3 separate regions of the Homo sapiens genome follow, and all the other regions are linked to region 3. The links are chromatin loops, found by intact Hi-C in ENCODE. Cell type or tissue: Caco-2. All regions are shown on one strand. Region 1 holds the start of HAVCR1 (hepatitis A virus cellular receptor 1). Region 2 overlaps HAVCR1 (hepatitis A virus cellular receptor 1). Region 3 has its middle 10 kb from the start of MED7.

Region 1 (8,000 bases), 73 kb after region 3:
GATGTTTTAAAAATCTGTATATTTATTTTTCAGTTAAAAGTTAGTTACATGAGGCCAGGAGTGGTGCTCACGCCTATAATCCCAGCACTTTGGGAGGCCAAGGCGGGCAGATCACTTGAGGTCAGGAGTTCGTGACCAGCCTAACCAACATGGTGAAACCCCGTCTCTGCTAAAATTACAAAAATTAGCCGGTGTGGTGATGCATGCCTGTAATCCCAGCTTCTTGGGAGGCTGAGGTAGGAGAATCGCTTGAACCCAGGAGGCAGAGTTTGCAGTGAGCTGAGATCGTGCCATTGCCCTCCAGCCTGGGCAAAAAAAGCGAAGCTCCATCTCAAAAAAAAAAAAAAAAATGTAAGTTACATGAGGCCAGGGGTCTTTGGTTCATTGGTACATTCCAGATGAATAGGATCATTTCTAACATATCGCAGATCATCAACAAATAATTGTTAAATGAGTACACTTTTGGTATTTTTATATATTTTCTTTCTTTCTTTCTTTCTTTCTTTTTTTTTTTGAGACAGAATCTCGCTCTGTCACCCAGGCTGGAGTGCAGTGGTGTGTGATCTCAGCTCACTGCAACCTCCACCTCCCAGGTTCAAGCGATTCTCTTGCCTCAGCCTCCCTAGTATCTGAGACTACAGGCACGCGCCACCACGCCTGGCTAATTTTTGTAGTTTTAGTAGAGACAGGGGTTTGCCATATTGGCCAGGCTGGTCTTGAACTCCTAACCTCAAGTGATCCTCCTGCCTTGGCCTCCCAAAGTGCTGGGATTACAGGTGTGAGCCACCATACTTGGGCTTTTATGTATTTTCTATGGTAAACATAGGTGGTACCCTGTAATTTTTATATCTTTGTAAAAGATATAAAAAAAAGAAGCATTATATTACTTGTTATGAAATCAGAGGAGTAAGTGAAGGAAAATAACTAGCTTAGGGCAGTGGGCAGGGCAGGAAGAGAACTGAAAGGTAGGAAGACAGTTTTGGAGGGAATTGCAGAAGTCTGGATTATAGAGGCCTAATATAAAGTGATGGGGATGAGGGAGAGACTGACAGGTACAATGATGTGGAGTTGGTGAGTCCCTAGTTGTGGAGGGGGCCTAAGAAGATCTTGCTGTGGTGAAAGCATGGGGAATATGAACAGCTGAACTGTTTTGCAGGAGGCTGGAGCTGGAGGTACGATGTGCGCTGAGATAGCAGGGAAGTAAGTGGTGATTGCAAGAAAGAACAGTGAATTATTTTCTTTTCTGAATTCTTTCTTTTTTTTGAGACAGGGTGTCAATCTGTTGTCCAGGCTGGAGTGCAGTGGCACGATCTCAGCTCACTGCAACCTCCACCTCCCGGGTTCGAGCAATTCTCCTGCCTCAGCCTCCCAAGTAGCTGGGATTACAGGCACCCACCACCGTGCCCGGCCCATGTTCTGAATCATTTCAATTCACTGCCGTTAATCTTGGTTTATACAGATGCAGCTCCCTAGTGAGCAGCTGGAAATTCAGCTTTGGTGCCCAAGTATTGTCACTTCCAGCTTTACCCTACAACTGGGATGCATCCTTCAGGGGGGTCATGAAGTTTGCCCTAAAGAGTAGTGATCCCTGGAGGTTGTATAGCTCATTAAAAAAATCCACTGTGCTATATTGTTTGGGAGTCTTTAGAACACAGGCGTCTCTCATGGGAGATGGTCCTGTGTCAGAAAATTCAACCCTATGGAATTGTACAGTTATGTAACATCTCAGAGCCTTGGCTCCACATCCCTGTCCTGGCTCTCTCTGGCTCATCATTTCCTCCAGTTGAAACACCCTCCACCCATTCTTCTCACATGTCACTTTTTAAGAAATTCTTCCCACCCCCCACATTCCGTCATCAAAATGAATGGTCTTTCCCTATGGGTTTGTGTTTCCATTTGTTTATCTATTCAATTAATAACTTTTTTTTTTTTGAGAAGTCTCACTCTGTGGCCCAGGCCAGAGTGCAGTGGCATGATCTCCGCTCAGGGTAAATTCTGCCTCCCGGGTTCAGGCGATTCTCTTGCCTCAGCCTCCTGAGTAGCTGGGATTACAGGCACCCGCCACCACGCCTGGCTAATTTTTGCATTTTTGGTAGAGTTGGGTTTCACCATGTTGGCCAGGCTGGTTTGGAACCCCTGACCTCAAGTGATCCTCCCACCTCGGCCTCCTTTGGATTACAGGTGTGAGCAACCATGCCTGGCTTCAACACTTAAATTGCCTTAAAGGAGTTTATGGTCTGGAGTTGGGTGCCACACAACACAGTCACTATGTGTGACAATTTAAATTTTATTTTTTTGTTTTTAATTAATTTATTTTTTTGAAAGCTCTGTCATCTAAGGCTTGAGTGCAGTGGTGCCATCTCAACTCCCCGAAGACTGTCTCCTGGGCTCAAGCAATCTGAAATTTTAATTAAAATGAAATTAAATAAAAATTTTTAGGCCAGGCATGGCGGCTCACACCTGTAATTCCAGCACTTTTGGAAGTTGAGATGAGCGTATCACTTGAGGCCAGGAGTTCCAGCCCAGCCTGGCCAACATGGTGAAACTCCACCTCTGCTAAAAATACAAAAATTAGCCAGGCATGGTGGCGCGTGTCTGTAGTCCCAGCTACTCAGGAGACTGTGGCAAGAGAATCACTTAAACCCAGGAGATGGAGGTTGCACTGAGCTGAGATTGTGACACTGCACTCCAGCCTGGGTGACAGAGTCAGGCTCTGTCTTGGAAAAAAAAAAAATTAAAAATGCCTTGGTTGCCTTAGCCACATTTCAAGTGCTCAATAGTCATATGTGGCTAGTGGCTGCTGTAGTGCACGACACTCACACAGAATAACTCTGTAACCAATATTCTACTGGAGACAGAATCGATCCTATGGAATTCAAATTCAAATCCTATGGAATTGTACAGTTATGTAACATCTCAGAGCACTGGCTCCACATCCCTGTCTTGGCTCTCTGTGGCTCATCAGTTCCAGAATAACTCCGTTACCAGAATAACTCCATTACTAAAATTCTACCGGGCAGCACTCTATAGGAGGGAATAGAGACAGACACCACATATATTGCACACACAGATAAAATGGATTAAGGAAAACAAGATAATAATAGTGAGAGGGACTGGTTGGCTACTTTAGATTGAAGGACCTGTGAAAAATGTCCAGGGAGGTCATATTTAAGCCGGGATAAAAATGAAAAGGAAAAAAGTGAAAATGGTGGGGCTGGGGAGCTAGATGGAGAACACAGCCACGGAAAAGGCCTTAGGGTTGAGGCAAGTTGGAAAGAAAGCTCTAGTAGCTGGGGCTGAGTCAGCAGGGGAGAGAGTGGTAGAAGAAATCTATGGGGTAGGTCAGGGCCAGACCACCAGGGCTTCAGTAATTTGAGTAAAGATTTAGGAATTATTATTATTATTATTATTATTATTTTTCTGAGAGAGTTATGAGAGGGTTATAAGTGGGGGAATGATGTAGTCTGATTATATATTTACCTTTACCTCACTTATCCTGATTTCATTAGTTGCTTACTTACCCATGTCCCTGCCCGATTGCACAAGTCTGGATTTTTGACGTCCCTAGTATATTGAGTCATGTCCCATCAGCTCAATATGTTAGTAATAACTGGTTGAATTGAATTAGCTTTTTTTTTTCAATCTTTTTTTCCTTAAGAAACAGGGTCTTGCTCTGTCACCCCGGCTGGTGTGCAGTGGCACAATCATAGCCTCCAACTGCTGGGCTCAAGCAACCCTCCTGCCTCAGCCTCCTGAGTAGCTGGGACTACGGTCAGGTACACAAGGCCTGACTATATTTTTTGTTCGTTTTTTTTGCAGAGAGGGAGTCTTGCTATGTTGCCCAGGTTGGTCTCAAACTCCTTACCTCAGGTGATCCACTTGCCTTGGCCTCCCAAAGTGTTGGGATTACAGGCGTGAGCCACTGTGCCTGGCAAGAAATGAATTTTTATTTTTATTTTTGAGATGGAGTTTTGTTCTTGTTGTCCAGGCTAGAGTGCAATGGCTTGATCTCGGCTCACTGCAACCTCCACCTTCCAGGTTCAAGCAATTCTTCTACCTCAGCCTCCTAAGTAGCTGGGATTACAGGCGCCCGCCACCACCCCCAGCTAATTTTTGTATTTTTAGTAGAGTCGGGGTTTCACCGTGTTAGCCAGGCTGGTCTTGAACTCCCGACCTCAGGTGACTGGCCTACTCGGCCTCCCAAAGTGCTGGGGTTACAGGCACGAGCCACCATGCCCGGTCAAGAAATGAATTTTTAAACGCTGCCATACAAAACACTATGCTGAGATCATCCACTTCCCCATGAACCCTGTCATGAGCTGCAAGATACAGACCACCACTGCCTCCTTGGAAGTTACTGAATTCTTAGACCAGAAGAGGAGTTAATGAAGTACTAGGCAAGCTTACTCATGTTTGTATGGTTTAATGATTAACAGCAGAAGTCAACAGCCCGATTTAACGCATGTGGGTGCTTGACACAGAGCCTGCTATATAGTATTCTCCAAAAACCTCAGCTAGTGCTATTACTGCATATGATGTAGGTTTAGTTTTCCAAGTTCTTCCGTGGCCCTTTTTGCTTATTATATCAATCCTTGGTGGGAGATAGAGGAAGCATTTTTAGTGCTATTTTACAACTGAGGAAATAGAGGTTTGAAGAGAACTCAGGAACTCTCAGGGTTACCCAGCATTGTGAGTGACAGAGCCTGGATCTGAACGTAAGTCTGCTCCAGACTTCTGTTTCCTGAAGCATTCTCTTGAAGTCCCTTGGTAAGGAGGTGTAGTCTGAAGCATGTTGTACAGGAGCATGAAAGGTTAGGCACAGTGATTCACATTCACTCTCAATTTCTCTTGCTAATGGCAAACTTGGCAATATGACTGTTAAGGCTAGGGATAAGTCGTTGTGGCCACTGAGTAGGAAAAGCTCCACGTCCACCAGAGGCCCAGTTTACTCTGAAAAGCAAGTGCATCTCTGCCACTGGAAGGCTGGCATTTGCTCTCGTGCTGCCATTGAGCCACGCTGGTTCTCTGCTTCCAGTTTCCTTTTCTTTTCTTTTTTTTTGTTTTGTTTTTTGAGACGGAGTCTTGCTCTGTCGCCCAGGCTGGAGTGCAGTGGCGCGATCTCGGCTCACCGCAAGCTCCGCCTCCCGCGGGTTCACGCCATTCTCCTGCCTCAGCCTCCCGAGTAGCTGGGACTACAGGCGCCAGTGACCACGCCCGGCTAATTTTTTGTATTTTTAGTAGAGACGGGGTTTCACCCTTTTAGCCAGGATGGTCTCGATCTCCTGACTTCGTGATCTGCCCGCCTTGGCCTCCCAAAGTGCTAGGATTACAGGTTTGAGCCACCGCGCCCGGCCCTGTTTCCTTTTTGTTTGTTCCCCTGATACCCTGTATCAGGACCAGGAGTCAGTTTGGCGGTTATGTGTGGGGAAGAAGCTGGGAAGTCAGGGGCTGTTTCTGTGGACAGCTTTCCCTGTCCTTTGGAAGGCACAGAGCTCTCAGCTGCAGGGAACTAACAGAGCTCTGAAGCCGTTATATGTGGTCTTCTCTCATTTCCAGCAGAGCAGGCTCATATGAATCAACCAACTGGGTGAAAAGATAAGTTGCAATCTGAGATTTAAGACTTGATCAGATACCATCTGGTGGAGGGTACCAACCAGCCTGTCTGCTCATTTTCCTTCAGGCTGATCCCATAATGCATCCTCAAGTGGTCATCTTAAGCCTCATCCTACATCTGGCAGGTAAGTGAGTAGGTGCCCTGGGCGGGAAGAAGGGAGTAGAGGGGGGTTAGAAGCCAGAGAATGGGGTAGGGGAAGGGGAGGGGATGGTGGTGGTGGATTAATGTAGATGTTCTTTGGGTACCGTTGTATGGCTATGAGTTAACTAGTGAGCAGGACCAGAATAAAGTTTTAGGCCAAAGAAATTGCTTAACTGCTGTGAATTACAACATTCATGGCTAAATGAACAAGGCAAGATGCAGCACAGTGTGTCACAGGCTGCCCTTTGTGTTTAAACAAAAAGGGTGTGGTTAGATGTATATGCATAGACACATGTATATAGGAAATAGTGACAGTGGGTAATGTGGGATGGGGGCAGAGGGTGGGAGGTGGAGGGAGAGTTAATCCTTATTGTATTTTTTTGTGCCTTCCGATTTTTTTCAGCCACATTCAATTCTCTTTCTTTCTTTCTTTCTTTCTTTCTTTCTTTCTTTCTTTCTTTCTTTCTTTCTTTCTTTCTTTCTTTCTTTCTTTCCTCTCTCTCTCTCTCTCTCTCTCTTCATGAGGTCTCACTCTGGAGTGCAGTAGGGCAATCTTTTTTTTTTTGAGACAGAGTCTCACTCTGTCGCCCAGGCTAGAGTTCAGTGGCGTGATCTCGGCTCACTGCAGCCTCCGCCTCCTGGGTTCAAGCAATTCTCTGCCTCAGTCTCCCAAGTAGCTGGGATTACAGGTACCTGCCACCACTACCAGCTAATTTTTTTGTATTTTTAGTAGAGACAAGGTTTCCCCATCTTGGCCAAGCTGATCTTGAACTCCTGACCTTGTGATCCACCTGCCTCGGCCTCCCAAAGTGCTGGAATTATAGGCGTGAGTCACCGCGCCTGGCCTAGTTGGGCAATCTTGATTCACTGCAACCTCGACCTCCTGGGCTCAAGTGATTCTCCCACCTCAGTCTCCCAAAGTGCTGGGATTATAGGCGTTAGCCACCACATCTGGCCTAAGTATTTTATTTTGAAATAAACACTTTAATTCAAAACATTCTATGAGATAAGGAAAGAGTAAAATAGACATATCCTAATTTTTAAACACAAATTTCTGGAGTGATATATGCCTTTGGGATTATGGGGGAAAAATAATCTCTCATTATATACTTCTATAACCAAATTGTAATAGCATGCATTATATGTGTAATCCAAAAAAATGATACTAGTATTAGGCAAAATTAAACAAGAATTTCTTGGTGGCCGGGCGTGGTGGCTCACACCTGTAATCCCAGCACTTTGGGAGGCCAAGGCGGGCAGATCACGAGGTCAGGAAATCGAGACCATCCTGGCTAACATGGTGAAACCCCGTCTCTACTAAAAATACAAAAAAATTAGCCGGGCGTGGCGGCGTGTGCCTGTAGTCTCAGCTGCTGGGGAGGCTGAGGCGGGAGAATGGCGTGAACCTGGGAGGCGGAGCTTGCAGTGAGCCGAGATCACACCACTGCACTCCAGCCTGGGCGACAGAGCAAGACTCTGTCTCAAAAAAAAAAAAGAAGAAATTCTTTTTAGAAAGACTTTGTCTAAAAAAAAAAATTAAAAGAATGCTAGCATAGAAAAATGCTTATAATCTCAAATTTTAAAAATTCCAGCTATATCAGCTAACTTGGAAAAAGGGGAAAAACCTTCCAGCTATAATGTCTATTTACAAGGCTGGGCATGGTGGCTCATGCCTGTAATCCCAGCACTTTGGGATGCTCAGGTGGGTGGATCACTTGAGGTCAGGAGTTCAAGACTAGCCTGTCTCTACTAAAAATACAAAAATTAGCCGGGCGTGGTGGCATGTGCCTGTAATCCCAGCTACTTGGGAGGCTGATGCATGAGAATTGCTTGAACCCAGGAGGCGGGGGTAGCAGTGAGCCAAGATCTTTGCGCCACTGCACTACAGCCTGGGTGACAGAGCAAGACTCTGTCTTAAAAAAATAAAAAATAAACAATTAAAAAATGAATAAAATATTTTTTTAAAGAAAGTAAAACAAGTAAAAAAAATTAAGAGAATTTTTTTTTGGGGGAGGGGGAGACAGAGTCTGCTCTGTCACCCAGGCTGGAGTGTAGTGGCACGAGCTCAGCTTGCTGCAACCTCCGCCTCCCAGGTTCAAGCACTTCTCCCTGCCTTAGCCTCCTGAGTAGCTGGGATTACACCACTACACCCCGCTAATTTTTGTAATTTTTTTTTTAGTAGAGATCGGGTTTTGCCATGTTGGCTAGGCTGGTCTTGAACTCCTGACCTGGGTTGATCTGCCTG
Region 2 (8,000 bases), 86 kb after region 3:
GGATTTTAGAGCCATAAAAGTTTTGTAAGAAAAACAGTTTTGTTCCAGGCAGCCGCACACACTAGAGAGTCTGTTAGACTTTCTCAATGTTGATTTCACTTTCTAATACTTAGCTTGTGTCTGCTAAGGTGGATGGATTAGTGGACTGGTTTTGGAGAACATCCCCAAGTCACTGATTTCATTTAAAGCCGAGATATGGGAGAAAGTTGCCTTTCTCCTAAGAGTTGGTTTATATGGCTATAACTTGGAGGATGGTATCACTTGAGGTTATTCTTATCTGGATAGTTCTCTAAAGAGTTTGCATGAGTTGAACATTACAGTCCAGGAATGAGAGAACCCTGGAGCAAATAGAACGCAGGGACATTTATCTTTGCATCCAATCTTCCCTGCTCAGTGCCCCTAGTACCTGCTTGCTGCCTAAAACTCCAGGGAACAATTGTATGTATGGTTGTAGGAGCAGTGGAGAAAAGAAAGATGCCATAAGGACCCAAACTTAGGAAAGAAGTTAAGCTCAAGAGATCTTTTGCACAGAACTCAATTGGGTACAGACTGCCCACGTGACTCTCCTGTGTTGTTCTGTTTTTCGTTCCGAAAGAGAGCCACATCCTCTTACAGGTTTGAGCACTAGAGGAAAACAGGAAAAAGTTGAGAACAGGAGAAAGAGCGATGTTGAAAAGTGAAGTTATTGAGACTGTGGTGGAGAAAGAGAAACAGACCAGTGAGAGGCAATAAGGAAAGCCAGGTTTGGGAATTCATCCAGTCACCGTCACTAATTGACTCTAAATTTCTGTGGTGCTCTAAGAGAAGGGAATCATGTAAATGCTTTGTGAAGAGGCAAGTGATCAACTTTGCAAATAAGGTGAGATATCTGATAGGAAATAAAGGAGGGATTTCAGGAAAGGAAAGGGGAATGTAGCCCTATGCTGGAGAATTCCTAATGGAAGCTTTACCGTGAGAAGTGTAAGATGAGTCAGAAAACACAGGAAATCACCCCTAAAGGAATGACTAGAATGCAGATGCAGAAGGAGCTGGGGTCAGGTCCTGCCAGGAACCTTACCTTTAGGGTTGTAAATCATTACCAAGGCTGACATTGGGCAATATTGTCAGCTTTAAGAGACCTCAAGGAATTAATATTGTATCTATTCTCTGTTAGTTATTAGATGTGTGGATAATTGAACTTGAGTAAGGCCAGGAAACCCAGAATGGGGCTGTTGTGAAGGGGGTAGGGCATGTTAGTGCAAATTCCTAAGCCCCCATTTTCTGAAAGTGAAATATCACTTGTATGAATAAAATAAAGCTTAATTGGGTATTCTACATAAAATGCCCTGTTGTTGGCTTTGTCTATTTAGAGGGAACCTGGGAGTATAGAAAGTTTGAGATAATCGTATATATTGACTATGTGGAACATTATCTAGATCGCATTTCCTCATGTTAATGAGATAATTAGATAGCAGGGCAATGCCTGAAGGCCATCTTTGAATACATTTCTAAGAGGAGCCGAAAGGTTCAGAAGTGGGTCGGTAGAAGCCCTGCATGCCCACTGTGGAAGGCCAGGAGAAGGGCCCATGGAAAGGTGATGGTAATTCCTGATTCTAGTTTTGTTCTTTATTTTTCTTGGGGTGCACATTTTCCTCCACAAATGGAACAATTCTTCCATTCTTTTCATTCCAGTAGCCACTTCACCATCTTCACCTCAGCCAGCAGAAACCCACCCTACGACACTGCAGGGAGCAATAAGGAGAGAACCCACCAGCTCACCATTGTACTCTTACACAACAGGTAACTGCGTTCTCTTTCCTGAAGACCTGGGATCATTCAAACCTTGATAACCATTGACTTTGTTGAGAGCACACGCTCTGGAATACGACTGATCTGAGTGCCAACACCAGGCACACAGATCAGTCATTTGACTTGTACAAATATCTACCCTTTCTGAATGTTTTGTCATTGGTGTGTGTGTGTGTGTGTGTGTTTTCTTTTTTTTTCTGAGATGGAGTCTCGCATTGTTGCCCAGGCTGGAGTGCAGTGGCACGATCTCGGCTCACTGCAAGCTCCGCCTCCCAGGTTCACGCCATTCTCCTGCCTCAGCCTCCCGAGTAGCTGGGACTACAGGCGCCCGCCACCACGCCCGGCTAATTTTTTGTATTTTTAGTAGAGTCGGGGTTTCACCGTCTTAGTCACGATTGTCTCGATCTCCTGACCTCGTGATCTGCCCGCCTCCACCTCCCAAAGTGCTGGGATTACAGGCATCAGCCACCGTGCCCAGCTGTTTTGTCATTTGTAAAAAGGATGTAATACCAAGATCTTGCAGAATGCTTGTGAGGATCAAATGGGATGAAAGATTTGGGACATGGTTACAGGGGGTAAGTGATAAATATAATAGCAGCTATTATTATTATTCCTTAGAACATCAAGAATCCAAATGCCTGACTGCACAGATAGCTTATGTGATTTGGAAACATCCACATGCATATTACCTTGTTTTTAGAAATCAAATCAACCAGTCTTGAATCTGAACATATTATTTTGACTTGATTCCTTGGGCCAGGGCCTTAAAACAATTAAATCCAGCCCTCTGATGTTTAGCTCAAACACCAGACCCTATGCTTCTGACAAGTCCCAGACCCCAAAAAGTACCAGGAGGCTTCCACTGATTCATCAAATTTGTATTTACATGAGCATTCTCAGATGGGGCTATGATTTGAATGTTTGTGTCCTCGCTATTAAGGGAAACTCCCAAACTGGGTTTTCTGTCTCTTCTCACACCACGTCAACAACAATCATCAACTCAGATGAAGACTTCTGTGACCGAATGTGTGGAGTTTTTTCCCCATACATCAAGCAGTGGACACCGGCTGTGTCTTTAATTCAGTTCTTACACTGTCTACCCGGAGAGAGGGTCATATCCCACAGGTAAGGGGCTCAGTCCCCAAGACTGCCCCTCCCAACCCCACCACACACACCAGTCACAAGTTCGGGTCTCTGGAACTTCTGAGCGGCCAGTTTCAAGTTGGGGTTCCCACAACCCTCTCTTTGGGTTCTATTAATTTCCTGGAGTGGCTTCCAGAACTCAGGGAAACACTTATGTTTACCAGATAATTATAAAGGATATTGCAAAGGATACTGATGATGAGATGCACAGGATGAGGTATATGGGAAAGGGTTCCATGCTCTTCCTTGGGAACTTCACCTTCTAGGAACCTCCAAGTGTTTGACTATCTGGAAGCTCTCAAAACCTAGTCTTCTTGTACTTTTTTTTTTTTTGAGACGGAGTCTTGCTCTGTCATCACCCAGGCTAGAGGGCAGTGACATGATCTTGGCTCACTGCAACCTCTGCTCCCAAGTTCAAGCAATTCTCCTGCCTCAGCTTTCCAAGTAGCTGGGATTACACGTATGCGTCATCCTGCCCGGCTAATTTTGTATTTTTAGTAGAGATGGGGTTTCATCATGTTGTCCAGGCTGGTCTTGAACTCCTGACCTCAGGTGATCTGCCCACCTCAGCCTTCCAAAGTGTTGAGATTACAGGCGTGAGCCACCGCACCCAGGCCTTTTGGGTTTTTATGGAAACTTCAAGACATCAACATTCCATCCCCCAGGGGCACAGGGAAGGACTCTCTCTGGGAAGTGTCTTATGACCCACAATCAGAAAGGCGGGGGAAATTAAAGTTCTGCCTTGTCAGGTGAAAGGAGAGCAGGAGAAAGTCCAATATTGTTTCCTGAGGTCAAACATACTTACCATGATAAGAAAAGACTATAATCAGGGATATGGGAGTTATGAGCCAGGAACCATGCACAGACCTCTATCTATCTATATATGTATGTATAATCTCATAACACCACACCCCTAAATTCATGTTGATAGATAATTCCCAAATTCATGTTGATAGCTAATTCCCAATGCAAGTATTAAGAGCTGGGGCCTTCGGAGCATGATTAGGTCATGAGAGCCCCGCCTTCATGAATGGAATCAATGCTCTTATAAAAGGCCCAAGTTACATTTTCTGGATGGGAGAGAAACAATAAATTAATTAGTTAAACAAAAAGAGGCCCAAGGGAACTTGTTTGACCCTTCCCCCATATAAGAACAAATAGAAGACACCATCTATAGGAAAGAGGACCCTCACTAGATTGAGTAATCAGCCTGTGCCTTGATCTTGGACTACCCAGCCTCGAACTGTGAGCAATAAATTTCTGTTTAAATTACCCAATCTAAGCTATCTTATCATAGCAGCCTGAACAGACTAAGACAGATGAGTTGAGGACACCCACACCAACATCAAAGAGGCATGACCCTCTGAGATCCTGCTACTCTGCTCCAAACAATCCTTACTATTCTTTCAAGTCTGAACAGGCCTCTTAGAGTCTCTGCTCCTTGGAAGTGTAGAATTGACCTGTCTTTCCTTGTGATGGAGAAAGTTGATGCTGAAACCTGTCATCTTTCCCAGCTAACTCTCCTTGTTTCCCTTAGTGGTAAGCTCTGGGAGTGCCCTGTGCTGAGCTCCTCTGTGATGCTGAGCTGGCTCTGTGTCCTTGTGTGGCATCCAAGCAAGGTCACACCTTGCAGGCCTCCTTGTGTGTATGACTCATTGTACTCAGCTGTTGCCAATCTGTAGGCAGCTGCTCCCCAGCCTACATGGCCTACTTTTTTTGCCAATCATTCCTGGTAGCTGGTTAATTTAAAATGGACCTGCAGTGTGATTCACAGAGGGACTCATTCAACTGGGATTAGATAATGGCGACATTTCGTTTTGAAAGTGTAATCCTCAGCGCAAACTGTTTCCAGGCACAAAAGCAAAATGAAAATAGATAAAAACACAACGTAACAGTGGTAGGAGCAGCTGCACCCCACTCTTTGAGAGTGTAAGGAGGAAGAAAGTAGGAGTGGGGAATCATTCTCCGAAATACTATGTCAGTGAAACCTGGTCAAAGTAGAGTTTTCCAGGTGGAACAGACAGTGGAGCAGCTGTATCCCCAGGATTTGTGTGGCTGCTGCCATTTTGGCCGTGGATCCAAGGCTCTTGGGCCAAGTTCTTACTGTGCCTGGGTTGGCCCTCAGTTGCCTAAAGCCCATGGAAGCAAGGAATATTAGATCTGGAAAGGATTGGAGCTGTCATATGGCCCACTACCCACCTTTGACAGATGTATGTGCCAGGAAATGGATATATTATCTTGTTTAATTCTTTCAAGGCAGGCCATATTTAATGCTATTGCCAGATTGAGGAGGCGCTATAAATCTGCTCTGGAGACACACAACTCCCATTTCAGCTATAAGTTACTAGTTCTGTGCCCACAGGAAAATTGTTGAACATTCCTCTTTGAATGATTAGAGTATATGATATTTGGAAAGTGCATTGCATAGTATCTATCCCTCCCTCCTCCCCACTCCTCTTCCCATTATATAATAATAATAGCTTAGTGCCAACCACTTTACATGCATCATCTAATTTAATTGTAACAACTTGATGGGCTGTGTACTATTAATAGGTTGTAGTTCATGCGTACTGTAGCTAGAAATATATATATAGTAGTTTTCCCCTTATCTGCAGTTTTGCTTTTCTGTAGCAGTCAACTATATTCCTCAAATACTAAGATATTTTGAGAGAGACTAAATTCCCATAGCTTTTATTACAGTTTATTTCTATAATTTTTCTATTATATTATTTATTGCTGTTAATATCGTTCTGTGCCTAATTTGTAAATTGAACTTTTATCATAGGTATGTATATCTAGGAAAAACATGGTCTCTATAGGGTTTGGTACTATCCTTGGTTTCATGCATCTACTTGAGGGTCTTGGAACATATCCCCTGTGGATAAGGGGGCACTACTGTATACACACACACACATACACACATAAACACACACCCCTTTATATACCTATACATACATACATAACTGTGTGTATGAAAAGGACCTTGAGTATCAAAGTTACATTGCTAACAGACATTGTCAGCATTGAACTGAAATTTTATTGACTCCGGTCCGTGCTGTTTTTCTGCATCACCCCATCCTCTTCCTGAAACTGTTACTTAAGGTCATAATACCTGTCACAAACAGGGCTGAGATTCTATATATTGCATAAACCTACATATTGCTTTTGGCTTTCTTTTCTCCTTCCTTCCTTCCTTCCTCCCTCCCTCCTTTCTTTCTTTCTTTCTTTCTTTCTTTCTTTCTTTCTTTCTTTCTTTCTTTCTTTCTTTCTCTTTCTTTCTTTCTTTCTTTCTTTCTTTCCTTCTTTCTTTGTCTTTCTTTCTCTCTCCTTCCTTCCTTCCTCCTTTCTTCTTTCCTTTCTTTCTTTCCTTCCTTCCTCCTTCCTTCCTTCCTTCCTTCCTTCCTTCCTTCCTTCCTTTCTTTCTTTCTTTCTTTCTTTCTTTCTTTCTTTCTTTCTTTCTTTCTCCTTCCTTCCTTCCTTCCTTCCTTCCTTCCTTCCTTCCTTCCTTCCTTCCTTCGTCCTTTCTTTCTCCCTTCCCTTCCCTTTCCTTCCTTCTTTCTCAGTCTCACTCTGTTGCCCAGGCTGGAGTGCAGTGGCACAATCTTGGCTCACTGTAATCTCCACCCCCTGAGTTCAAGCAATTCTTGTGTCTCAGCCTCCCAAGTAGCTGGAATTACAGATGTGCAGCATCACGCTGGCTAATTTTTTATATTTTTAGTAGAGATGGGGTTTCACCACATTGGCCAGGCTGATCTTGAACTCCTGACTTCAAGGGATCTGCCTGCCTCAGCCTCCCTAAGTGCTGGGATTACAGGCATGAGCCACTGTGCCTGGCCTTGCCTTTGGCTTTCTAGGAAGCCTCAGAAGCAGTAAAATGTAAACACAGTAATGTAAATGTTGGGGAGATATTAGTCCAAGTTTATTCATGTTGAGCCCTATAGCATTGTCACCAGTTACAGAATTTCATAGACCTAAGTATTTCCATTTGATAGAAGTGCAATGTGTTGTGTAGGTTATCAGCAGAGGCTCTTGTCACTTAATTAGAAATCATCGTTTAACCATTTCCTGTGTATTTCTTTATCCATAAAAATGGGATTAAGGAACTAACTGGTTGTTAGAAGGTAAAGTGTTCACTACATGGTAGATGCTCAGTAAAAAGTCAGTTCTGTATTTGACCTATAGTTGTCTAGGAAGGCCAACAGAATATACTCTTTTTTGGGGACAGGGTCTCACTCTGTTGCCCAGCCTGGAGTGCAGTGGTGCCATCACAGCTCACCGAAACCTCTGCCTCCAAGGTTCAGGGATTCTCCTACCTCAGCCATCCGAGTAGCTAAGTCTACAGGCATGTGCCACCATGCCCAGCTAATTTTTTGTATTTTTTGTTAGAGATGGGATTTCACTATGTTGGCCAGGCTGGTCTTGAACTCCTGACCTCAAGTGATCCGCCTGCCTTGGACTCCCAAAGTGCTTGGGTTTATAGGCATGAGCCACCCATGCCTGGCTGAGAATATACTGTCTATTACAAAGCAGATATTTTAAAACATGTTGAAATTTTTAAATGTTCAACTCTAAGAGAAATGTATCTTATATATTACATAAAATCTTAATCCTTATATGGCATAATATGCTTGATCTGGTGGCTGCCATATTTTCTAAAGCACTTCTAGATCAAAATGTAAGCACATCGGCAACAACACAGGAGTTATATGCCACCTGTTTTTGATATTACAGCATATTTTACTCCTTCTGAATATAAAACCAATATGATGTCCATTCTGAAAAGGGTGGTTCTGGTTTTTGGATGTACATGCCTCTGACCATTCATTTACAGCTGTTTAGATAGCATAAAAGTATTGATTGCCTTTAAATGGCATTCTTAACCTGGTTCCATGAATGGGCTTCTGTGATGACCCTAAAATAGTAGATAAAATTCATGTGTGTGCACATGCATTATTTTTTTAATAAAGAAAAAACAAGAGTCCATTTTCAAAGAGCCGGTGACAGAAAGGTTAAGAAATACAACTTTACAGGAGAAATTAATATAACATTAATAACTTGGTATGACTCTT
Region 3 (8,000 bases):
CTGCACTCCAGCCTGGGTGACAGCAAAACTCTGTCTAAAATATATATATATATGTGTATGTATGTATATATGTATGACTATAGGTCAGTTCTCTATGAAATGTGCATGCTGTGCTTTCACAGATCCAGGGACTGTAAGTTATCCCTAGGTAGACACTTCTTTATCAGATAGGCAGTTGGTTGGCTAGTCTCAACTTTTGTTTTTTTCTGGTACGTAATGTGTTTGGTATAGACCTTTGGGCCTCAGAGACTCCAGAGGACATAGTTCAGGCTCTCAAGCTTAAATTGAAGTAGGGAGCATCACCTTGTGAGGGAGAAAGGTGGAAATTGCTTAGCACTTGAACAACTCTCCAAAGAAAATTCTCTTTCTTTGACTCTGAGAACCTTGAGGAAGGTGTTGGGTTGAGGTGCAAAACCAGTTTTTGGCCACTTTGAAAATCTTTGCATGTAAAAAACAGAATCACATAAGAGCCACAACACTACTTATATATGAACGTGTGTGTGTTGGGGGGAGGGGCGTTGAGGGATTAAAATGCCACTGGGGGGCCAGGCACAGTGGCTTATGCCTGTAATCCCAGCACTTTGGGAGGCTGAGGTAGGAGGATGGTTTTAGGTCAGGAGTTTGAGACTAGCCTAGGCAACATAGTGAGACCGTGTCTCTACAACAAATTAGAAAAAAAAATGCCATTGGGGAGGATCTGATCTTGCAGGTCTGTGACTAGGACCTGACATAAATTCCTAAAGTGTTCTGATATGAACTCTTGCTATTAGAGTGGAATGAAAAAAAAGCTCTAGTGGCCTTATATAAGGTCTTTTTAATCTTGTGTTAAAATATATCTCTGCACACCTACTTATAATGAATATTCTTGAAAGATTGATTCATTGAAGTGAAATATCTGGAAGGATCACCTTTTTAAGCAGCTTTTGAAATGACTAATGCCCAGGTCCCACACTGCGGAGATTCTGATTTCATTTTTTGGACTGGGGTACTAGCATTGGTTTTAAGAAATCAGAAGATGATTCTCTTGTGCAGTGGTTACAGAATGTTGCATTAATCAGTGCTCTGTTACTGCTGACAAAAACCCTACTTGAACTAATTTAAGCAAAAAGATGAATTTATATAAAGGATATGGGGTATGGGCTGGGTACGGTGGCTCACACTTATAATCCTAGTGCTTTGGGAGGTTGATGTGAGAGGATCACTTGAGCTCAGGAATTTGAGACCAATGGGGGCAACATAGTGAGACCTTCTCTCTCTTACAATTTAATTAAAAAAAGAAAGGATATGGGATATGTTGATTGAAGGATAAGTTGAATATATAAACCATGAGAAGGTCAGAAAGTGGATGAAGTTTTAAGTTAGTAGCCCTGGAGACCATCTTTCCTGTTAGCTTCATTCTCTTTACAGATGAACTTCTTTAATGATGTAGGTGGAGAACATGGCAGCTGACAGTTCCTAAGGGTTAAGTATTTCTATGTTTACCACTGTCTGGGAGTTCCCTCTCAAATGCAAACTTAAAAAAAATGAGGGGAGGTTAATTAACGAGCTAGACATGAGGAATTAGGGGTTGTATACTTGATTGCAACTGGGCAAATCAACTGGGACTTGGATCCCATAAGAATTTCACAGTCCCCGCTATGTCTATTTATGGAAGAGTCAGTCTGTCTCTCAGAGGAAGGAAGCGGTGCTGAGCTAACGATAACGAGAGATCTACTACAAATCAGGCACATGTGAACTTAATATAAATAACAAACATAAACGGATTGTACAAATTTGTATTCCCTTTATGAGAGTAGTTTTTCCCCAGCTATTCATTTATTCATGATATTCATTTGATGAATACTTACTGTGGTCTGCACTCTGCCTGATACTAGTTTAACTGTTGGATGTGTGGGAAGGGCGAAGGAAAATGTAAGAAAGATAATAAGACGAGTTAATTTTTGAAGGTGATAAGTTTGTGTCTTAACCACTCAGCCATTACAGCACCTTCAGAAGAATCTTGCTTCCAGTTATGTTCCTATTGCCTGTTCAAAGCACCTTGTCCACATTATCTTCCCTTTTCAAGGAATGTGTACATTTTTTTTTGTCTTTTAAAACTTTTTTTTTTTTTTTGAGATGGAGTCTCACTCTGTCACCAGGCTGGAGTGCAGTGGCGCAATCTTGGCTCACTGCAACCTGCAACTCCCTGGTTCAAGTGATTCTCCTGCCTCAGCCTCCCGAGTAGCTGGGACTACAGGCGTGCACCACCATGCCCAGCTAAGTTTTGTATTTTTAGTAGAGAAGAGGTTTCACCATGTTGACCAGGATGGCCTCGATCTCCTGACCTCGTGATCCACCTGCCTTGGCCTCCCAAAGTGCTGGGATTACAGGCGTGAGCCACCATGCCCGGCCTAAAACTTTTTTTTTCTTTTTAAGTAGAGATGAGGTCTCACTATGTTGCCCAGGTTGGTTTCAAACTCCTGAGCTCAAGTAATCCTCCAGCCTCCCGAAGTGCTGGGATTACAGGTGTGAGCCACCATGCCTAACCTCACATTTGTTAAGGAATTTAGAAGGCAACTTTGCTAGGCACGGTGACTCACACTTGTGATCCCATCACTGAGAAACTGAGGCAGGAGTATCACTTGAGTCCACGAGTTCGAGACCAGCCTGGGCAACATAGGGAGACCCCATCTCTACAAAAATATTTAAAAATTCGCTGGATGTGATGGCACATGACGGGTTCCAGCCATTCCAGAGGCTGAAGTAGAAGGGACACTGGAGTCCAGGAGGTCAAGGCTGCAGTGAGCCACAGTCATGCCACTGCACTCCAGCTTGAGTGACAGAGTGAGACCATGTCTCAAAAACATAAAGAAAGGCAGCTTCAACTCATGCACTGAGCCCTGAGGTTACTGGGAACGGCAGGTGCAAATATCTCATGAGGAGATAGAAAGTTGGCATAATTTGGATGAGAAAGGCTACTATGGCTGCAATATGGTGAGGGAGGAGGTTGGAGCTTCAGAAGCAGGTGGAGGACAGATGTGCATGATTTAGAGAACCAAGGGAAGGAATTGGGTTTTTATCTGAAATCTGATGAGAAATTATGTTTGCAATTGATTTCTCATCAGATTTTACTAAAATACAGAGAATCAGTAGGAAGGGTACTAGCTGTACTCTGATAGATTTCTAAGTACTGCAAATGGTGCTAAGTGCTTTGTAGCTGTTCTCTTATTTAATCCTTAGAACAATCCTGTGAAGAACCTTCTAAATCTGATGGTATTTATGGCTGTAAGTTGCTGGCAATGTTTTAATCTCTTTGTATAAATAAAGTCATTTTAGCCTTACAACTACTGAATGAAATCAGTATTCTTTTTACACTCATATTTCAGATGTGGAAGTGGAGGCTCAGAGAAGTTATGTAATTTACCCAAGGTTAACTGACTAGTGGGTGGCAAAGCCAGGATGGAAACTAGGCATTCTAGTTTTCCAAGCCTGAACACTCAACCTTCATACTTCATTGCCTCTCCATTCCCTCATGTTGTTACTAAGTCACGTAGGTAAGTAAGTAGCGAAACCAAGAGTGGAGCCAATATTTTGACCCTAAAATCCATGCTTGCAAATACTACTTGATACTGGGCTGAACAGATTTATAGATGGAAACTATGAGTTCCCTTTGAACATATTAAGGTGCTTATGTCTTAGCTTAGACTTCTATGAGTATCTTAAGGAGATTCTGTGCTTATAATTCTAATCTTCCTAAAAACTCTTAGTAGGTATTATCCCCATTTTATGAGTAATGAAAATTGAGGATTAGAGTTTAGGTTTGCTCAGGTTGGAATCTAGGTCAGGAATTGGCAAACTCTTTTGTAAAGATTCAATTAGTAAATATTTTAGGCATTGAGGACTGTACAGTTTCCATTGCAGCTACTCAACTGCTGTGGGTCGAAAGCAGCCATAGACAATGCATAAACAAGAGAGCTCGGTTCCAATACAGCTTTCTATATGGACATTGAATTTTGAATTTCAATAATTTTCATATGTGAATTATTCTGATTTTTTCCAACTATTTAGCATGTACAATTATTCTTAGATGTGAGAGTACAAAATCAGACAGCAGGCTGGATTTGGCTGGTGGGCTATGATGTAGGTAATTGGATTCTAAACTTTGGAGTGTTTTCACAAAGCTACTAATAAAAAATCACAGAAATATAAATTACAGAAGCTTCTTCATAGGATTAATCCAAGGATTAAATAGGAGAATGGCTACAAAGCACTTAAGTTTTATTTTATTTTTAATTGACAAATTATTTATTTGTGAGGTACAATGTAATGTTTTAATATATGCATACCGTACTGAGCCTTTTTTCTTTTGCATGCCACTGGCACTTAGAATTAAATTTGTGAGCGGGTTTCAAGTTGCGTTGTGATGAGGCTACCAGTAAGTGGCACTCTTACCTCAGATTTAAGAGCTGTAGCTGGTTGCAGAGTAGACTAAAATGAAGAAACTCAGAGGTACTGCTTACCCTAACTTAACTCTGGGTAGTTAGTGTCAGAATTAAATTGAATCATTAGATACGTACTTTGTCTGTTGAATTAGAGAAATGGTTGGTGTTGGAAAACACCCCAGAATCCTAGGGCTCTACTGTTTAATCAGCTGTATATCTCGGTTTCGTATATTAACTTCCTGCTGGGCGGCGTGGCTCATGCCTGTAATCCCAGCACTTTGGGAGGCCGAGGCAGGCGGATCACCTGGGGTCAGGAGTTCATAGACCAGCCTGACCAACATGGTGAAATCATGTCTCTACTAAAAATACAAAATTAGCCGGGTCCATCCTGGCTAATACGGTGAAACCCCGTCTCTACTAAAAATACAAAAAATTAGCTGGGCGTGATGGCAGGCGCCTGTAGTCCCAGCTACTCGGGAGGCTGAGGCAGGTGAATGGCGTGAACCCGGGAGGCGGAGCTTGCAGTGAGCCGAGATTGTGCCACTGCACTCCAGCCTGGGCGACAGAGCGAGACTCCGTCTAAAAAAAAAAAAAAAAAAAATTAACCGGGCATGGTGGCGCATGCCTGTAATTCCAGCTACTCGGGAGGCTGAGGCAGGAGAATTGCTTGAACCCGTGAGGCAGAGGTTGCAGCGAGCTGAGATTGCACCATTGTACTCCAGCCTGGACAACAGGAGAAAAACTACGTCTCAAAAAAGAAAAAACTTCCATAAAACTCAATTTCCTTAACAATGGTAAACATAATACACATCTCCGCATAGCGTAGGTACCATCTAACGCTGAGAATGAAAGAGAAGACCCATCCTAATTCTTTTAGTTTTTTTTTATTATACTTATTATATTAAGTTCTGGGGTATATGTGCAGAACGTGCAGGTTTGTTGCATAGGTAACACGTGCCGTGGAGACCCATCCTAATTCTTTCTGAAACTCATTTGCCTCGAAGCGACATACTCAGGGCCCGCTAAACATCTGTGCAGAAGCATCTGATCTGAAAGGGCAGCAGGAGTGCCCTGGAGGCTTAAGTGGTGCTTGATTCTGGGGCTCTGAGTCACTGCTACTTGCAGGGGAGACTGATAACGAAAAAAAAAAAAAAAAAAAGAGGAAGGCACAAATAATAGCAGAAATGAAAGGGGGGACATTATTATAGTAAAAAAGTAAAATATGGATTTTTTAATAAGTTAGAAAATTTAGACAAAATGGACACATTCTTAGAAAATTACCAATACAGATTGAGGAATAGGAAACCAGGATAATTCTCTAACAATTAAAATAAATGGATCAATAGTCAAAATCTTCTCACAAAGAAAACTTAAAAGTTCAAATAGCTATACTGGTGAATCTTAAAGTCAGCTGATTAGCAAAAGCAAATAAGCAAACAAAAACACAAAACCAAACAAACAAAAAATAGCTTTGCTGGCAAGTCTGCCAAACATTGCCAGAAAAAAATACAAAAATAAATGAATAAATAAATAAATAATGATTTCAGTCTTATACAGACTCTTTCAGAGAATAGAAAAACAGGAAGTATGTCCCAACTGTTTTTATGAGGCTAGCACAAAATACTAGCAAATTGGACCCAATAATATGTAAAAATAAAAGGTAATGTATTATGGTTAATCTGTGTTTATCTCAGGAATATAGAATAGATAATATGTCACAACAATATAAATTGAAGAAAAATCACTTGGTCATCTCAAAAGATATGCAAAAGGCAGTTATAAAATTTAGCATTGGCCAGGCGTGGTGGCTCATGCCTGTAATCCCAGCATTTTGAGAGGCTGAGGCAGGTGGATCGCTTGAGGTCAGGAGACCAAGACCAGCCTGGCCAACATGGCAAAACCGTGTCTCTACTAAAAATACAAAAAAAATTAGCTGGGCGTGGTAGCCCACACCTGTAATCAATCCCACCTACTTGAGAGGCTGAGGCAGGAGAATTGGATGAACCCAGGTAGCGGAGGTTGCAGTGAGCCAAGATCGTGCCACTGTACTCCAGCCTGGGTGACAGAGTGACACTCTGTCTCAAAAAATAAATAAATAAATAAATAAATTAGCGTCTATCCATGAAAAAGAAAAAACCTTTAGAACATTAGGAATAGAAGAAGACTTCCTTAATATAATAAATAGTAGCTCCATAAAACCTATAGCATGTATTATACTCAAGATGAAAACCTGTAAATTTCCTTTGAGAGCTGGAGTAAAACAAGGATGCCTGCTATCAAAATGTCTATTAAATACGTACTAGATTTCCTAACCAGCATGGTAAGGAAAAAAAAAAGTAGTATTGAAAAGGAAGGAACAAAACTGTCGTTATTTGCAGAAAATGGTTGTTAACATAGAAAATTCAGTGTAACCCACAGATAACTTATTAATGAGTTTACTGATTGCTGAGGAAAAAATATTCAAAAATCAATTTTATTCTGGTATACCAGCAACAAACAATAACTTAAAAATGAGATACTCAGCCAGGAGTGGTGGCTTATATCTGTAATCTCAGCACTTTGGGAGGCTGAGGCAGGAGAATCGCTTGAACCTGGAAGGTGGAGGTTGAGGTGAGCCGAGATTGCAACATTGCACTCCAGCCTGGGCAACAAGAGCGAAACTCCGTCTCAAAAAAAAAAGTTTTTTTCCTCTACTTCCTCACCAGCATTTATGTTTTCTTTTTTTCGTAATTGCTGTCTTGAGGTGAGATGATATCTCATTATAGTTTTGCTTTGCATTTCTTTTTCTTTTTTTTTTTTTTGAGATGGAGTTTCCCTCTTGTTGCCTAGGCTGGAGTGCAATGGTGTGACCTCAGCTAACTGCAACCTCTGCCTCTGGGATTATAGATGTGTGCCACCACACCTGATTAATTTTGTATTTTTAGTAGAGATGGGATTTCACCATATTGGTCAGGCTGGTCTCAAATTCCTGACCTCAAGTGATCCACCTGCACTGGCCTCCCAAAGTGCTGGGATTATAGGCATGAGCCACTGAGCCTGGACTGCATTTCTCTGATAATTAGTGTTGTTGAGCATTTTTTTCATATACTTGTTGGCCATCTTTATGTATTTTCTTTTGAGAAATGTTTGTACAGATCATTTGTTCATTGTAAAATCAGATTGTTTATTTTTTGCTATTGAGATGTTTGAGTTCCTTGTGTATTCTGGACATTTATCCTCCACTAGATGAATGAATAGCTTGCAAACACTTTCTCCCATTCTGTAGGTTGTCTTTTCATTCTTTTGATTGTTTCCTTTGATGCGCAGTTTTTGTTTGTTTGTTTGTTTTTTGAGACAGAGTCTCACTCTGTCACCCAGGCTGGAGTGCAGTGGCACGATCTTGGTTCACTGCAACCTCCGCCTCCCAGGTTCAAGTGATTCTCCCACCTCAGCCTCCTGAGTAGCTGGGATTACAGGCTCATGCCATGATGTCTGGCTAATTTTTGTGTTTTTAGTAGAGACAGGGTTTTGCCATATTGGCCAGGCTTGTCTCGAACTCCTGACCTCAGGTGATCCACGCCCCCTGGCCTCCCAAATTGC

What was found. Hi-C counts contacts between places; a loop is a spot of excess contacts. Peaks named below come from ENCODE experiments on the same cell type or tissue, not always from the same donor. Only the 100,000 strongest peaks of a DNase experiment are listed, where the experiment ranks them.
Region 1: it touches region 3 in a loop (3-fold over the local background); 4 of 110 quality-filtered maps call a loop at or near these places.
Region 2: a loop joins it to region 3, with 4 times the contacts of the local background. A loop is called at or near these places in 4 of 110 quality-filtered maps.

Annotation. Positions count from the first base shown.
Region 1 is chr5:157,055,636-157,063,635 of GRCh38, reverse strand. It overlaps HAVCR1 (hepatitis A virus cellular receptor 1), which reads left to right and starts at 4,520. Exons shown (of 9, transcript NM_001173393.3): 1 at 4,520-4,715; 2 at 5,681-5,738. The coding sequence starts at 5,693. In Caco-2, no CTCF peak of the experiment used is centred here; DNase peaks (open chromatin) are centred at 4,345 and 5,148; H3K4me3 peaks cover 2,328 bases.
Region 2 is chr5:157,042,817-157,050,816 of GRCh38, reverse strand. HAVCR1 (hepatitis A virus cellular receptor 1) reads left to right here. Exons shown (of 9, transcript NM_001173393.3): 5 at 1,672-1,779. Among named protein-coding and RNA genes, the nearest start is that of HAVCR1, 12 kb to the left of the region's middle. RefSeq lists an enhancer at 114-673. In Caco-2, no CTCF peak of the experiment used is centred here; DNase peaks (open chromatin) are centred at 1,036, 3,596, 4,276 and 4,526.
Region 3 is chr5:157,128,617-157,136,616 of GRCh38, reverse strand. No RefSeq gene overlaps it. Among named protein-coding and RNA genes, the nearest start is that of MED7, 10 kb to the left of the region's middle. In Caco-2, a CTCF peak has its summit at 4,405; DNase peaks (open chromatin) are centred at 4,416 and 5,476.